Regions from separate parts of the Homo sapiens genome. Here region 1 is linked to region 2. A link is an interaction called in ENCODE POLR2A ChIA-PET data of the cell type or tissue named here. Cell type or tissue: PC-3. All regions are shown on one strand. Each heading gives the region's core, and the rest is flanking DNA. Links, peaks and the distances in the headings are about the cores only.

Region 1 (8,328 bases), core at 1-8,000, 240 kb after region 2:
CACGGTGAAACCCCGTCTCTACTAAAAATACAAAAAAATTAGCCAGGCGTGGTGGCGGGCACCTGTAGTCCCAGCTACTTGGGAGGCTGAGCCAGGAAAATGGCATGAACCGGGAGGCAGAGCTTGCAGTGAGCCGAGATTGTGCCACTGCACTCCAGCCTGGGCAACAGAGCAAGACTGTGTCTCAAAAAAAACCACAGGGTCTTGCTTTGTTGCCCAGGCTGGTGTTGAACTGGCTTCAAGCCATGCTCCTACCTGGACTTCTCAAAGTGCTGGGATTACAGGCATGAGCCACTGCGCCCAGCCTGCCATCATGGGTTTTTTTTGTTGTTGTTTTTTTTGGTGGGGGGGTGGGTGGTGGTTAATGCATGTTGCAGCATGGATCAGTGCTTTATTATTATTATTATATATTTTTATGAGACAGAGTTTTGCTCTATTTCCCAGGCTGGAGTGCAGTGATGCTATCTCAGCTCACTGCAACCTCTGCCTCCCGGGTTCAAGCGATGTTTGAGCCTCAGCCTCCCGAGTAGCTGGGTGTGGAGGCACCTATCACCATGCCTGGCTAATTTTTGTATTTTTAGTAGAGATGGGGTTTCCCCATGTTGGCCAGGCTGGTCTCGAACTCCCGACCTCAGGTGATCTACCCGCCTCGGCATCCGAAAGTGCTGGGATTACAGGCGTGAGCCACCTTGCCTGGCCCAGAATACTTTCATCATCCCAAACTGAAACTCAACCTCTGTTAAACATCAAATCAATATTCTCTGCACACCCCCAGCCCCTTCTACTGTTCTACTTCCTGTCTCTAAGCCAGTGAGCTTTCCTTTTTTTTTTTGGGACACAGTCTCGCTCTGTCATCCAGGCTGGAGTGCAGTGGTGTGATCTCGGCTCAATCCAGCCTCTGCTTCTCGGGTTCAAGAGATTCTCCTGCCTCAGCCTCCTGAGCAGCTGGGATTACAGGCCCCTACCACCATGCCTGGCTCATTTTTGTATTTTTAGTAGAGATGGGGTTTCACCATGCTGGCCAGGCTGGTCTCAAACTCCTGACCTCAGGTGATCTGCCCGCCTCGGCCTCCCAAAGTGCTGGGATTACAGATGTGAGCCACCACGCCTGGCCTCTTTTTGGTTTGTTGATGTAGGCTGGGCTGATTGATCCTCCCCCATCTGATGGTGAGCCCTTGAGGGCTGGAACAGGATCCTTCTTCCTCAGCACTGTGCACTCCCAGCTCCCAGGCCTGTGCTTGATCCTCAGCTGATGCTCAAAATACAGTTGAAGGAACGGCAGAAAATTCCAAATGGGTGGGCAAAGGATGCAGTCCGCTGCTGGGGAGGATAGATGGGCTGAGGCAGGAGATGAATGCCTCGTGGCTCTGGGTGGGTGTAGGGAGCTCTTGGGCTGCAGGTGGGGTTGGGTGCATGAGCCGAGATCTCAGGGGGCTGGCTGAGTAGGGGCTGCAGACACTGAGAGAGAAGAAGAAGGGTCTTTGGAGGCAGAGAAGTGGGCACAGAGAGATGGGCTCCCCAGGCAGAAGTGTAGCCATGTGGCCAGGAGAAGGTGGGACGGAGGGACGGGAGGTGTGGAGGCTCCATGGTCACATTCTTGGCCGTCCTGCATGTGCGTTCAAAGCCTGGGAAGGGCCCGGTGCGGTGGCTCATGCCTGTAATCCCAGCACTTTCAGAGGCCGAGGCGGGCAGATCACCTGAGGTCAGGGGTTCAAGACAAGCCTGGCCAACACGGTGAAACCCTGTATCTACTAAAAGTACAAAAATTAGCTGGGCGTGGTGGCAGGTGCCTGTAATCCCAGCTACTCAGGAGGCTGAGGCAGGAGAATCGCTTGAACCCAGAAGGCGGAGGTTGCAGTGAGCTGAGATGGCACCACTGTCTGTCTGGGAGACAGAACGAGACTTAAAAAATAATAATAATAAAAATAAAAAGTAACAAAGCCTGGGAAGGCCTGGGGAAGGGGGCTCTCAATCCCAGCACTTTGGGAGGCCAAGGCAGGAGGGTCGCTTGATCCCAGGAGGTCAAGGCTGCAGCTGCAGTGAGCTATGATCGTGCCACTGCTTTCCAGCCTGGGTGACAGAGCAAGACCCTGTCTGCAAAAAAAAAAAAAAAAAAAAAAAAAAGTCCAGAAAGGCCGGTCTTGGGCTGAGTCCTGCCAGGGCCTGGTAGCCAGGGCCTAACAGTGTCCTTGTGTCCTTGCTAGGAGGTGAATTCCTAGTGTAGGCTTGACCCACTTTAGCTAGGGAAGCCACAGGATTTACCATTTCCAGGGGCCAGCTCTGCCTGAGGAGAGAGGCCTTCCTCATAAAGTCAGGCTTGGCTTCCTCCCAGCTGGCTGGCCTCCTTCTCCCTGATTCTAAATGCGGGCTTGTCACCGTGTGTCTGCATGTAGGCGCACGAGCGCACATCTGTGTGTGGGGGGGTGTTTGTGGTGCTGTGGGCAGCGTGGGGGTGGCATGTGTTAGCAAGCTGGGGGCCATTTCTACCCCACGGTTCTTTTTATATCTCACATTTACAGAAAGCCTGGACCTCTGAGCCTGGGCCTGTCAGTGGGCTGTTTGAGGCTTTGAAGGAAGGGACCAAGAGGCGGAGGCGTCTGAAACCCCGGCGCCGAGGGAGGATAGTCGGGTCAGGGGTGGCTGTTAGCTTCCTTCCATTGGCACTGACGGCATGCAGCCCGGGGCCATAGCCCTGCAGTGTCAGGTGTTGCAGAGCTATATTTTAAGACACTGGCACCATGGTTCACACCTATATTCTCAACACTGAGGTTGGAGGAAGCTGAGGTTGGAAGGCTGAGGTGGGAGGGTCACTGGAGCTCAGGGATTCAAGACCAGCCTAGGCAACATAGTGAGACCCCATCTTTACATATATATATATATATATAGCGATTATGTGTATATATATATGTATAGCGATTATATATATATAGCGATTATATATATACATATTTTTTCTCCTGCTTCAGTCTCCTGAGTAGCTGGGATTACAGGCTTGTGCCACCACGCCCAGCTAATTTTGTATTTTTAGTAGAGATGAGGTTTCACCATGTTGGTCAGGCTAGTCTTGAACTCCTGACCTCAGGTGATCTGCCCCCCTCGGCCTCACAAGGTGCTGGGATTACAAGCGGGAGGCACTGTGCCCAGCCCTACAAATATATATATATTTTACTTAGCTGGGTGCAGTGGCTGATACCTGTAGTCCCAGCTACTTGGGAGGCTGGGGAGGGAGGATTGCTTGAGCCCAGAAGATCGAAGTTGCAGTGAGCTATGCTCGTGCCACTGCACTAGCCTGGGTGACAGAGAGATCCTGACTAAAAAATAAATAAATAGGCCGGGCGCGGTGGCTCACGCCTGTAATCTCAGCACTTTGGGAGGCCGAGGCAGATGGATCACGAGGTCAGGAGATCGAGACCATCCTGGCTAACACGGTGAAACCCCATCTCTACTAAAAATACAAAAAATTAGCCAGGTGTGGTGGCGGGCGCCTGTAGTCCCAGCTACTCGGGAGGCTGAGGCAGGAGAATGGCATGAACCTGGGAGGCGGAGCTTGCAGTGAGCCGAGATCGCACCACTGCACTCCAGGCTGGGCGATGGAGCGAGACTCCATCTCAAAAAATAAATTAAATAAATAAATAAATAAAGCCGGGCATGGTGGCTCACACTTGTAATCTCAGCACTTTGGGAGGCTGAGGTGGGCAGATCACTTGAGGTCAGGAGTTCGAGACCAGCCTGGCCAACATGGTGAAACCCCCGTCTCTACTAAAAATACAAAAATTAGCCGGGCATGATGTTGGGAGGTCCCTGTAATCCCAGCTACTCAGGAGGCTAAGGCAGGAGAATCGCTGGAACCTGGGAGGCAGAGGTTGCAGTGAGCCAAGATCCCGCCACTACACTCTAGCCTGGGCAACAGAGCTAGACTCCATCTTAAAACAAATCAAAGTAAATATAATAAATAAAGCATACTCTCTCCACCTCCACTGCTGGGTCCTCACCAGGATGAATGGTTCAGAGCAAGGCCTGAAGGGGTCCTCCCTGAGATGCTGGGAGCGTCTCCCTGAGAAGCCCTGTTGGGCTGGTCCCAGTGGACCCTGGGTGCTCGCTGCCTAAGCTGCCCTCCCCCATCCCTGCCCAGCTCTGCACCCCATGAGAAGCCCTGTGGGTGGCCCCCAACTCAGGAGTTCCCACAGGGAGCTGAGGGCCGGTGATAGCCCCCCAGGCTTATGCAGTGACCTCGCTTAACAGCTGGTAACTCCTGCAGGATTCTGAGGCACCCGCCTCCTCCCAGAGGGACACATTCATGGCCTTTTCCTATTTATTTATTTATTAGAGATGGGGTCTTGCTCTGTCTCCCAGGCTGGAGTCCAGTGGCATGACTATTGCTCAATGCAGCCTCAAACTCCTGGGCTCAAGCAATCCTCCCACTTCAGCCTCTAGAGCAGCTGGGACTATGGGCATGCACCATGCTGGGCTAATTTATTTTTATGTGTATTATTGTATTAATTTTTTTTTTTTCGACGGAGGTTTGCTCTTGTTGCCCAGGCTGGAGTGCAATGGCACAACCTCGGCTTACCGCAACCTCCCTCTTCCGGGTTCAAGCAATTCTCCTGCCTCAGCCTCCGGAGTAGCTGGGATTACAGGCACCCCCCACCATGCCCGGCTAATTGTTTTTTTTATTTTTCTAGAGACAGGGTTTCACCACGTTGTTGGCCAGACTGGTCTTGAACTCCCGACCTCAGGTGATCTGCCCGCCTCAACCTCTCAAAGTGCTAGGATTACAGGCGTGAGCCACTGCTCCCGGCCTCGTATTAATTTTATTTTTAAAAATAAACACACTGCAGGCCTGGCGTGGTGGCTCACGCCTGTAATCCCAGCACTTTGGGAGGCCGAGGTGGGCGGATTATGAGGTCAGGATATAGAGACCACCCTGGCTAACATGGTGAAGCCCCGTCTCTACTAAAAATACAAAAAATTAGCCGGGCGTGGTGGCGGGAGCCTGTAGTCCCAGCTACTCAGGAGGCTGAGGCAAGAGAATGGCGTGAACCCGGGAGGCGGAGCCTGCAGTGTGCCAAGATCACGCCACTGCACTCTAGCCTGGGCAACAGAGCGAGACTCTATATCAAAAAAATAAATAAATAAAAGTAAATAAAAATAAAATAAACACACTGTAGCCTTGAAATCCTGGGCTCAAGCAATTCTGACTCTGCCTCTCAAAACAATGGGACTGCAGAGGTGAGCCACTGTGTCCAGCTAAAAAAATATATATATATGTATATATGTGTATATATATGTATATACATGTGTATATATACATGTGTATGTGTATATATACGTGTATGTGTATATATACGTGCGTGTATATATACACGTGTGTGTATACGCATACATACGTGTGTGTATACGCATACATACGTGTGTGTATACGCATACATACGTGTGTGTATACGCATACATACGTGTGTATACGCATACATACGTGTGTATATGCATACATACGTGTGTATACGTATACGTATATATATATCAGCCAGGTTCGGTGGCTCATGCCTGTAATCCCAGCACTGCGGGAGGCTGACGTGGCTGGATCACCTGAGGTCAGGAGTTTGAGACCAGCCTGGCCAACATAGCAAAACCCCGGTCTCTACTAAAAATAAAAAAATTAGCCAGGCATGGTGGCGGACGCTTGTAATCCCAGCTACTTGGGAGGCTGAGGCAGGAGAATCACTTGAACCCGGGAGACGGAGGTTGCAGTGAGCCGAGATCACGCCATTGCCCGCCAGCCTGGGCAACAAGAGCAAAACTCCATCTCAGAAAAAAAAAAAATTTTTTTTTCTTTGAGACAGTCTTGCTCTGTTGCCCAGGCTGGAGTGCAGTGACACAATCTTGGCTCTCTACAACCTCTGCTTCCTGGGTTCAAGTGATTCTCATGCCACAGCCTCCATAGTAGTTGGGATCACAGGCACGTGCCACCATGCCTGGCTGATTTTTGTATTTTTAGTAGAGATGGGGTTTCACCATGTTGGCCAGGCTGGTCTCGAACTCCTGACCGCCAATGATTCGCCTGCTTTGTCCTCCCAAAGTGCTGGTGTGTCCGGAGTTGGTGGGTTCTTGGTCTCACTGACTTCTAGTATGAAGCCGCGGACCCCCGCAGTGAGTGTTACAGCCCTTAAGGGGGCAAATCTGAAGTTTGTTCCTTCTGACGTTTGGATGTGTTCGGAGTTTCTTCCTTCTGGTGGGTTCGTGATCTCGCTGGCTCAGGAGTGAAGCTGCAGACCTTTGCAGTGAGTGTCACAGCTCTTGAGGCGGCGCATCTGGAGTTGTTTGTTCCTCCCGGTGGGCTGGTGGTCTCCCTGGCTTCAGGAGTGAAGCTGCAGACCTTTGCGGTGAGTGTTACAGCTCATAAAAGCAGTGTGGACTCAAAGAGTGGTCAGTAGCAATATTTATTGCAAAGAGCAAAATAACAAAGCTTCCACAGTGTGGAAACGGACTGGAACGCGTTGCCACTGCCAGCTGGGACAGCCTGCCTTTATTCTCTCATCTGGTCCCACCCACATCCTGCCGATTGGTAGCGCCCAGTGGTCTGTTTTGACAGGGCGCTGATTGGTGCGTTTACAATCCCTGAGCCAGACACAAAGGTTCTCCACGTCCCCACCAGATTAGCTAGATACAGAGTGTCCATTGGGGCATTAACAAAGCCCGAGCTAGACACAGGGTGCTGATTGGTGTGTTTACAAATCTTGAGCTAGATACAGAGTGCTGATTGGTGTATTCACAATCCCTGAGCTAGACATAAAGGTTCTCCAAGGCCCCATCAGAGTAGCTACATACAGAGTGTCGATTGGTGGATTCACAAACCCTGAGCTAGACACAGGGTGCTGATTGGTGTGTTTACAAACCTTGAGCTAGATACAGAGTGCCGATTGGTGTATTTACAATCCCTGAGCTAGACATAAAGGTTCTCCAAGGCCCCACCAGACTCAGGAGCCTAGCTGCCTTCACCCAGTGTATCCTGCACCGGGGCTGCAGGTGGAGCTGCCTGCCAGTCCCGCGCCGTGTGCCTGCACTCCTCAGCCCTTGGGTGGTCGGATGGGACTGGGCGCCGTGGAGCAGGGGGTGGCGCTCGTCGAGGAGGCTCGGGCGGTACAGGAGCCCACGGAGGGGGTGGGAGGCTCAGGCATGGCGGGCTGCAGGTCCCGAGCCCTGCCCCACGGAAAGGCAGCTAAGGCCCGGCGAGAAATTGAGCGCAGCGCCGGTGGGCTGGCGCTGCTGGGGGACCCAGTATACCCTCTGCAGCTGCTGGCCCGGGTGCTAAGCCCCTCATTGCCCGGGGCCGGTGGGGCGGGCCAGCCGGCTGCTCCAAGTGCAGGGCCCGCCAAGCCCACGCCCACCCGGAACTCCAGCCGGCCCGCAAGCGCCGCACGCAGCCCCGGTTCCCGCTCGCGCCTCTCCCTGCAAGCTGAGGGAGTGGGCTCCGGCCTTGGCCAGCCTAGAAAGGGGCTCCCACAGTGCAGCGGTGGGCTGAAGGGCTCCCCAAGTGCCGCCAAAGTGGAAGCCCAGGCAGAGGAGGCGCTGAGAGCGAGGGAGGGCTGTGAGGACTGCCAGCACGCTGTCACCTCTCACTGGGATTACAGGTGTGAGCTACCACGCCCAGCCAAAAAAATTTTTTATAGATGGGGTCTCACTATGTTGCCGAGGCTGGTCTCTAACTCCTGAGGGAAAGCAATTCTCTCGCCTCAGCCTTCTGAGTACGTGTGATTACAGGTGGAGTGATGAAAATATTCTGAAACTAGATGCAGGTGGTGGTTGTATTACATTGTGAATGTACTGAATGCCTCAGAATTGTACATTTTAAACAATTTTATGCTATGTGAATTTCACCTCCCTTCCTTTCCTCCCTCTCTCCCTCCCTCCCTTCCTCCTTCCTTCCCTCCCTCCCTTCCTTGCTTACCTCCCTCCCTTCCTTCCTTCCTGTCTTTCTTTCTCTCTCTCTCTCTCTCTTTCTCTTTCTTTCTCTCTCTCTCTCTCTCTTTCTCTCTTTCTTCTTTCTTTCTTGTCTCGCTCTGTCGCCCAGGCTGGAGAGCAATGGCGCGAGCTTGGCTCACTGCAACCTCTGTCTCCTGGGTTCAAGCAATTCTTCTGCCTCAGCCTCCCAAGTAGCTGGGATTACAGGGGCCTGCCACTACACCCGGCTAATTTTTTGTATTTGTATTTATTTTTTTATTTTTGAGATGGAGTCTTGCTCTGTCACCCAGGCTGGAGTGCAGTGGCACGATCTCAGCTCACTGCAACCTCTGCCTCCCAGGTTAAAGCAATTCTCCTGTCTTAGCCTTC
Region 2 (8,655 bases), core at 238-8,237:
ACAAAAACTTTAAAAATTGGCGAGATGTCATGCATACCTGTAGTCCCAACTACCAAGGAAGAAGGATGATCACTTGAGCCTGGGGCATCGAGGCTGCAGTGAGCCATGATTATGTCACTGCACTCCAGCCTCGGTGACAGAGTGAGACCCTCTCAAAAAAAGTTGGGACTTGGCCGGACACAGTGGCTCACACCTGTAATCCCAGCACTTTGGGAGGCCAAGGCGGGTGGATCACAAGGTCAGGAGATGGAGACCATCCTGGCTAACATGGTGAATGAAACCCCATCTCTAGTAAAAATACAAAAAATTTGCCAGGTGTGGTGGTGGGCGCCTGTAGTCCCAGCTACTCGGGAGGCTGAGGCAAAAGGATGACGTGAACCCGGGAGGCGGAGCTTGCAGTGAGCTGAGATCATGCCATTGCACTCCAGCCTGGGTGATAGCGAGACTCTGTCCCAAAAAAAAAAAAAAATGCTGGGACTGAATTTTTGTCTGTTTTGGTCACTGAAATACCTTCTGTGCCCAAGACAGTTCTGGCATGTAGTAGGTACCTGAAAAATACCTGAATAAGAGAGTGAGAAACAAGAAACAGGTGCAGAGAACTGAAGTCAGTGGCCCAAGGTCATGGGGGTAGGAAACCACAAAGCTGGGGTTTGAACCTGGGCAGTACAGCACCTGAGTCTCTCCATCTTTTTTTTTTTTTTTTTTTAAGACAGAGTCTTGCTCTGTCACCCAGGTTGGAGTGCAGTGGCTTGATCTCGGCTCACTGCAGCCTCTGCCTTCCAGGTTCAAGTGATTCTCATGCCTCATCCTCTCGAGCAGCTGGAATTACAGGCATGCGCCACGACGCTGGGCTTTTTTTTTTTTGAGATGGAATTTCACTCTTGTTGCCCAGGCTGGAGTGCAATGATGCAATCTCGGCGGCTCACCACAACCTCTGCATCCCAGATTCAAGCGATTCTCCTGCCTCGGCCTCCTGAGTAGCTGGGATTACAGGGATGCGCCATCACAGACCCCGGGCTAATTTTTTTTAGTAGAGACAGAGTTTCACTATGTTGCCCAGGTTGGTCTCGAACTCCTGGCCTCAAGTGATCCGTTCGCCATGACCTCCCAAAGTGCTGGGATTACAGGCATGAGCCCGTCCCGTCCCTGGCTGTCTCTCCATCTTTCCATCTTTTTTTTTTTTTTTTTTTTTTTTGGAGATGGAGTCTCACTCTGTCACCCAGGCTGGAGTGCAGTGGCACGATCTTGGCTCACTGCAAGCTCCGCCTCCTGGGTTCACATCATTCTCCTGTCTCAGCCTCCCAAATAGCTGGGACTACAGGCACTTGCCACCACGCCTGGCTGATTTTTTGTATTTTTAGTAGAGACGGGGTTTCACCGTGTTAGCCAGGGTGGTCTCGATCTCCTGACCTCGTGATCCGCCCACCTTGGCCTCTGGGCGAGGATTACAGGCGTGATCCACCTCACCTGGCCTCTCCATCTTTTTAACTGCAGTGTCAGCGGTGTTCCTTGTCTTCTCTGCAGATGCAGGCAGCAGAATATAGTGGTTATAGGAACACAGGTGGAAACCCTGTCCAAAGCAAGGGCTATCGGGTATCACCTCTGACCATCCTTCCCATTCATCCTCCAGGTCAAGTCTGGCACCATCTTTGACAACTTCCTCATCACCAACGATGAGGCATACGCTGAGGAGTTTGGCAACGAGACGTGGGGCGTAACAAAGGTGAGGCCTGGTCCTGGTCCTGATGTCGGGGGCGGGCAGGGCTGGCAGGGGGCAAGGCCCTGAGGTGTGTGCTCTGCCTGCAGGCAGCAGAGAAACAAATGAAGGACAAACAGGACGAGGAGCAGAGGCTTAAGGAGGAGGAAGAAGACAAGAAACGCAAAGAGGAGGAGGAGGCAGAGGACAAGGAGGATGATGAGGACAAAGATGAGGATGAGGAGGATGAGGAGGACAAGGAGGAAGATGAGGAGGAAGATGTCCCCGGCCAGGCCAAGGACGAGCTGTAGAGAGGCCTGCCTCCAGGGCTGGACTGAGGCCTGAGCGCTCCTGCCGCAGAGCTGGCCGCGCCAAATAATGTCTCTGTGAGACTCGAGAACTTTCATTTTTTTCCAGGCTGGTTCGGATTTGGGGTGGATTTTGGTTTTGTTCCCCTCCTCCACTCTCCCCCACCCCCTCCCCGCCCTTTTTTTTTTTTTTTTTTAAACTGGTATTTTATCTTTGATTCTCCTTCAGCCCTCACCCCTGGTTCTCATCTTTCTTGATCAACATCTTTTCTTGCCTCTGTCCCCTTCTCTCATCTCTTAGCTCCCCTCCAACCTGGGGGGCAGTGGTGTGGAGAAGCCACAGGCCTGAGATTTCATCTGCTCTCCTTCCTGGAGCCCAGAGGAGGGCAGCAGAAGGGGGTGGTGTCTCCAACCCCCCAGCACTGAGGAAGAACGGGGCTCTTCTCATTTCACCCCTCCCTTTCTCCCCTGCCCCCAGGACTGGGCCACTTCTGGGTGGGGCAGTGGGTCCCAGATTGGCTCACACTGAGAATGTAAGAACTACAAACAAAATTTCTATTAAATTAAATTTTGTGTCTCCCTCCTGTGTCTCCTTCTGGGGAAAGACAGACTTAAGGAAACCCAGCAGTGGTCTTTTTGGGGGGGGGGGGGGTTTCCAGTATATCTCCTTTTTCAGCTATTGCTAGAGAGGTTGCTGAGTGTTCCACAAGATTCCAGGGACCCTTATTTACCCCATAACCCTCAAAACCAACGGGGGAATGGCTGTTGCTGCTGTAAATACTCCACATACTAACTTACTGAATCCTTGAACCTAACTGGTAAGTTTTGGTTCTGCTTATTTATTTATTTTTAAGATAGACTCTCGCTCTGTTGTCCAGGCTGGCGTACAGTGGCTCAATCTGGTTCACCCTGCCCCTTAAACTGGCCTTTTTCATGCTTCTATTCCTTTGGGGTCCTGTGGCTCAGCCCAACCCCTCTGGGATGCCTCCAGGACTGGTAGATCCAAGGGAGAATTCTGTATTTAATGTAGTGAGGCTTTGAAAGTTAACATCTTTAAATACTTCTGGGGTCAGATTAGGTATAGTACAACAAAGTACTCCTGCCCGGAGACCCAAGAATGAAAATTGTAGGTTCATTCCAAAACTCCAGATCCCTAAAGAATGAATGAGGCTACAAAATGGCACCTTGCCCCCGCTTCCAACTTAAGGTTTTTTTTCTGTGCTTGGTGGCCTTTCAGGTATTTCTAGTTTTGAGTAACTTTCACTTTGACTGCTCTACAAGGGTTCCTGCCAGGATACCCAGACCAGAATAAAACTCATTTGGGGGCCGGGTACGGTGGTTCACGCCTGTAATCCCAGCACTTTGGGAGGCCGAGGCGGGTGGATCACCTGAGGTCAGGAGTTTTGAGACCAGCCTGGCCAACACGGTGAAACCCAATACAAAAAATTATCCGGGCGTGGTGGGGGGTGCCTGTAATCCCAGTTACTCGGGAGGCTGAGGCAGGAGAATTGCATGAACCCGGAAGGCGGAAGCTGCAGTGAGCCGAGATCGCGCCACTGCACTCCAGCCTGGGTGACAGAGACTGTTTGAAAGAAAAAATTCTCATTTGGAAGAGGCAAAATGAGGTTTTTACAGAAGAAATACAAATGTCTGTAACCAGTACAGGTACATAAAAACTTTGTTAAAAATTCATTTGAGCGTGAGAGTGGGGACACCAGAGTCACTTTGCAGCCCCGTGACGTCACCGATAACGGGCATGGCGTCACTCAGGAGACCACGTGTGCGGGCCGAGCAAGAAGCCCCGCCCACAGCGCGGAGTTTAGTCTGCGCGTGCCTCGCTCGAGAACGCGCTCGTGCGCATGCCCACAAAGGCCAAGGAGGGAGTGCGCAGGTCACGTGCGCCGGTGGTCAGCGCGCGCATTGCCTGCCCCGGAAGTGGTCGGCGCGCGGCGCGGCGCGCCTGGGCGCTAAGATGGCGGCGGCGTGAGTTGCATGTTGTGTGAGGATCCCGGGGCCGCCGCGTCGCTCGGGCCCCGCCATGGCCGTCACCATCACGCTCAAAACGCTGCAGCAGCAGACCTTCAAGATCCGCATGGAGCCTGACGAGACGGTGCGGGCCGGGCCGGAGCCCGGGGGCGGGAGCGACGGGTTTCGGGGGTGGGGTGGGGGCGGGGAGGCTAGAATCCCAACGGGAGGGGCAGGGAGGACGGCGCGGGTCGGCCCTGCCCAGACCCCCGACCTGCCCGACTTTCCTGGACCCCCCGATGGTCTTTGGCCCAGCCCCCAGCCGATCGGGCGGCGCTCCTGCGCCGGTCTCCGGGCGAGGCCCCACCCCCGGGGCGCTGGCCAGGCCCCGGCTCCAATGTCAGCGCTCTCGCGGGGCGCGGGAGTCACAAGCTCGGATTCCTGGGCAGGCCAAGCTCTCCAAGACTGGGCTCCACGTTCCCAGCTTTGCAGGCGTCTCCTTGGGACACTGGTGGTCGAATCTAGGAGTAATGACCAGGAGATACTGAGTAGTGACGACAACAACGATGTTAATGATAATAAACGGGTCTCAGTCTTTATAATTTTGGTGGTCCGTGTTTGTTGGCCGTTTACTTTTTATCAGTCACCGAGTGTTGTAGTGTTGTTTTACCGCTCTGCAAAACGGGCTTGTCATTGGGGACCTCTGATCATTTTACAGATGTGGAAACCTAGGGATTGAGGAACTTTGCCACAGTCACACACAAGTAATGGCAGAGCTGGGATTCAAATTCGGTTCTGCCTCGTGTGAGCGTCCACGATATAAATATTATGCTGCCTTTTTAGTCAAAAGTAGAATTAGGACCTAATTCAAACATACTGAATGTCTATTGGGTACTTGGCGCTTTTTGCATAGTGAGGGAGACATTGAAGTCCACTTTTTGTAGAAAAGGAAACACACATTTTTTGATCCGCTCAAGTGTTTGGCTTTGGGCAAGTTAACCTGCCTACCTGTCTGTGCCTCCGTTTTCTCAAATATCAAATGAACCGGTCGCCTGCTGGCTTCCGCCTGTAATCCCAGCACTTAGGGAGGCAGAGGGAAGAGGAGCCCTTGAGCCTAGGAATTCGAGATCATCCTGGCAACACAGTGAGACCCCGTTCTCTACAAAAAAAAGAAACAAAAATCAATAAATAAAATGAGACCAATTAAACGTATTTCATAGGAAACTTAAAAGGTATGACACATATACATTTACAGTAGCACTATTGGCCAGGCACGGTGGCTCATGCCTCTAATCCTGATGATTTGGGAGGCAGAGGCAGGAGGATTGCTTGAGGCCAGGAGTTTGAGACCAGCCAGTCTAACATAGGGAGACTCTTATCTACAAAAAAAAATTATTTTTAATTAGTCTGGAGTGGTGGTGTGTACCTTTAGTCCTAGCTACTCCCAAGGCTGGACAAGAGTACCAGTTGAGCCCAGGAGTTTGAGGCTGCAGTCAGCGATGATCGTGCCACATCAATCCAGCATGGGCGGCAGCGAGATCCTGCCTCTTAAAATTAAAAAATATCACTATTAACTATTAGTCACTTATTGTCCAAGGTAGAGTGTAGAGTGGGGGACTGTCCCCTTTATTCTGTTAATTATACTTTATACTACCCGAAATTACATTTTCTTCACATTAGTGTTCTCTCATTGAGAGCAGGGACTTACTTGTGTTGAGTTTGTTCTGTGCTGTGGCCTCTGTGTCTAAAACAGCACCTGGCACATAATGGGTGTTTAGTATAAGTAAATACTGTGTTGAATGGCATGATGATTGAATGAATTCAAATCTAGCATGCTTTAGATGCTGAGAAAGCTTAAAAAACCCAGCGTGCTTGCCTTTCTGCCATCAGGGCTGGCAGTTTCTCTGTCCTAAACTAGAAGGGAAAAGAGAATCTTGGGGTCTCCAGTGACTGTCTGTACCACTCCCTCTAGGTGAAGGTGCTAAAGGAGAAGATAGAAGCTGAGAAGGGTCGTGATGCCTTCCCCGTGGCTGGACAGAAACTCATCTATGCCGGCAAGATCTTGAGTGACGATGTCCCTATCAGGGACTATCGCATCGATGAGAAGAACTTTGTGGTCGTCATGGTGACCAAGGTGGGTGACGTGTGCTGGCTGGGAGGGTGGGTGGACGAGCTGGGGAGCTGGCAAAGAGCCTGTGTGCCCAGGAGAGATTAGCTGTGAACAGGGCGGGGCCACAGCGGAGCGGGTTGTTGGGTCTGATAGGGTTGCTGATGCCAGCTCCCTTTTTCTTGCTGTTGCAGACCAAAGCCGGCCAGGGTACCTCAGCACCCCCAGAGGCCTCACCCACAGCTGCCCCAGAGTCCTCTACATCCTTCCCGCCTGCCCCCACCTCAGGCATGTCCCATCCCCCACCTGCCGCCAGAGAGGACAAGAGCCCATCAGAGGAATCCGCCCCCACGACGTCCCCAGAGTCTGTGTCAGGGTAAGGCGGGGGCAGCAGTCCCAGCTTGGGCCCTGTCCTCCTAGCACATTCCAGCGTCCACATAAGTGGTCCCACACACCTGGAGGGAGGGCAAGCCGCCAGAAGCCAGGGTCCGATTTCTCTCTCTTGAATTTGCAGCTCTGTTCCCTCTTCAGGTAGCAGCGGGCGAGAGGAAGACGCGGCCTCCACGCTAGGTGGGTGGGTGGTCCCCAGGGCAGAGGTGACTGGGTGCCCCAGCCATCAGCTGGGCCTTGTCTGGGTGCGGGAGGGCCTGGGAGCTGCCCTTTCCTCTTCCTGGTGACCTAGGCTTTGCTGCTTCCTCCACAGTGACGGGCTCTGAGTATGAGACGATGCTGACGGAGATCATGTCCATGGGCTATGAGCGAGAGCGGGTCGTGGCCGCCCTGAGAGCCAGCTACAACAACCCCCACCGAGCCGTGGAGTATCTGCTCACGGTGAGGTGGGGCTTCCGCCTCCCGGGGAGGCCTTGAGGGAGTACCCGGGCGTCACTGCCCTGATGGGCGGTTGGGAAGGCAAAACCTGCCCTGAAAAGCCTTTGGGTAGTGATTCTAGCCACTAAAGGCTTCCCACAGGAGGCTGGATGTGAGTGATGGGTGGGCCTCTGGAGGGCAGGGCCGAGGCCTCATCTGTGTCCTGCCAGGGCATGGAGGAGGGTGGCAGCAGGAGGTCTGTGCATTAGAACTAAACAGGACCCCTGACAGGGAATTCCTGGGAGCCCCGAGCCGGAACACGGTTCTGTCCAGGAGAGCCAGGTATCGGAGCAGCCGGCCACGGAAGCAGGTGGGTGTGCACATGCCGCATCTGCCCTCCAGGTACCTGACTCACATTACACTCCACCCCGCAGTGCTCCTAGGAGCCCGGCGTGGTGTCTGACTGCACCCCTTCCTACTACCAGCAGGAGAGAACCCCCTGGAGTTCCTGCGGGACCAGCCCCAGTTCCAGAACATGCGGCAGGTGATTCAGCAGAACCCTGCGCTGCTGCCCGCCCTGCTCCAGCAGCTGGGCCAGGAGAACCCTCAGCTTTTACAGGTGTGGTCCCAAGGGCAGAGGGAGCTAGGGCAGCCACCATTTCCCTTCCCTGTGGGCACCAGAGTCCATAACACGTAGGAATCGTTCTAGGTCCGGAAAGCAGGACTAAGCACATGCTTCCCCCACGCCCCTGTGCTTCCTGTGACCTGGTGACCCCCCTGGTTTCTCAGTCTTCCCAACCACCTTGTAAGGTGTGGGTGCTGTCAACATCACCTCCCACAGAAGAAGACACCGGAAACTTAGAGCAGCCTGTCATTCCCAGGGTCACGCAGCTGGTAGTGTGTGTGTCTGCCTCCTGCCTCGGGGTGGGGTCCTGGGCTGGGGCTCTGGCTTCACATACAGATGGTGCTGCGTAAATGTCTGTAAGGTGGCATGACGTCACCCAGGACAGCTGTGCCCCAGTTGGCTCTGGGACAACTCTGCTCAGTGAGGCTCCATCTTGCCCTTGAAGGTTCACAGGAAGAGTGGGGGAGTGGCCCCCTGGGTGCAAGTAGGTTCCTCTGGGTTCTCGGTGAAGTGCCTACCGGTCTTGGCTCAGGACCCTGCTGTCTGACCCTTCTCCTCTCACTTCTCAGTCCCTTGCCAGCTCCTCCTGGTCGGTCGTGTTCTTCATCTGCACTCAGCCCTCCCTCATAGTGTCCTGGGGCCTTCAGTCTGTATGGGAACCCCCAAATCTATGTAGCCAGCCCAGGCCTCTCTGAATGCCACACTCCATGGCTGGCTTAATTAACTCTCCATCAAAGTGCTCCCTAGACTAGACGTCTAAGACTTAGAACAGACCTCCCCAGTCCTCCCCGATCTCTGCAAGGATTAGCTTGGGGTTGCTTCAGCCCCAGGCCCTGGGGATCTGCTGGGGTCTACCCCTTGTCCTGTCTGCTCTTCCCACTCAGCCCCTCCCTGCACTCCAGCTCTCTGGTAGCCTCTTCCTGGGCCTCTGCCACTGCATAGTCCCACAGTCCACTTTTCAACCATGAGGCAGATGACTAAAAAGCACTTTCTTTTCTTTTTTTTTTTGAGAGGAAATCTCGCTCTGTCGCCCAGGCTGGAGTGCAATGGCGCAATCCCGGCTCACTGCAACCTCCGCCTCCCGGGTTCAAGCGATTCTTTTGCCCCCGCCCGAGTAGCTGGGACTACAGGCGCCCGCCACCACGCC

What was found. ChIA-PET counts read pairs that join two places held together with the same protein. Peaks named below come from ENCODE experiments on the same cell type or tissue, not always from the same donor. Only the 100,000 strongest peaks of a DNase experiment are listed, where the experiment ranks them.
Region 1: POLR2A ChIA-PET joins it to region 2 with 20 read pairs; 4 of 35 experiments call an interaction of 5 or more read pairs at or near these places.

Annotation. Positions count from the first base shown.
Region 1 is chr19:13,179,646-13,187,973 of GRCh38, forward strand. No RefSeq gene overlaps it. Among named protein-coding and RNA genes, the nearest start is that of IER2, 33 kb to the left of the region's middle. RefSeq lists enhancers at 2,299-2,358, 5,200-5,701, 6,330-6,624, 6,615-7,525, 7,526-8,328. In PC-3, for the core only: no CTCF peak of the experiment used is centred there; no DNase peak of the experiment used is centred there; H3K27ac peaks cover 626 bases.
Region 2 is chr19:12,941,907-12,950,561 of GRCh38, forward strand. CALR (calreticulin) reads left to right here. Exons shown (of 9, transcript NM_004343.4): 8 at 1,631-1,723; 9 at 1,807-2,583. The coding sequence ends at 2,007. It overlaps RAD23A (RAD23 nucleotide excision repair protein A), which reads left to right and starts at 3,956. Exons shown (of 9, transcript NM_005053.4): 1 at 3,956-4,114; 2 at 5,942-6,103; 3 at 6,271-6,452; 4 at 6,591-6,646; 5 at 6,780-6,907; 6 at 7,175-7,253; 7 at 7,369-7,502. The coding sequence starts at 4,043. RefSeq lists enhancers at 3,734-4,426, 3,838-4,057, 5,373-6,572 and silencers at 4,118-4,197, 4,208-4,397, 4,418-4,477, 4,449-4,743. In PC-3, for the core only: no CTCF peak of the experiment used is centred there; DNase peaks (open chromatin) are centred at 3,845 and 4,365; H3K4me3 peaks cover 3,078 bases; H3K27ac peaks cover 1,840 bases.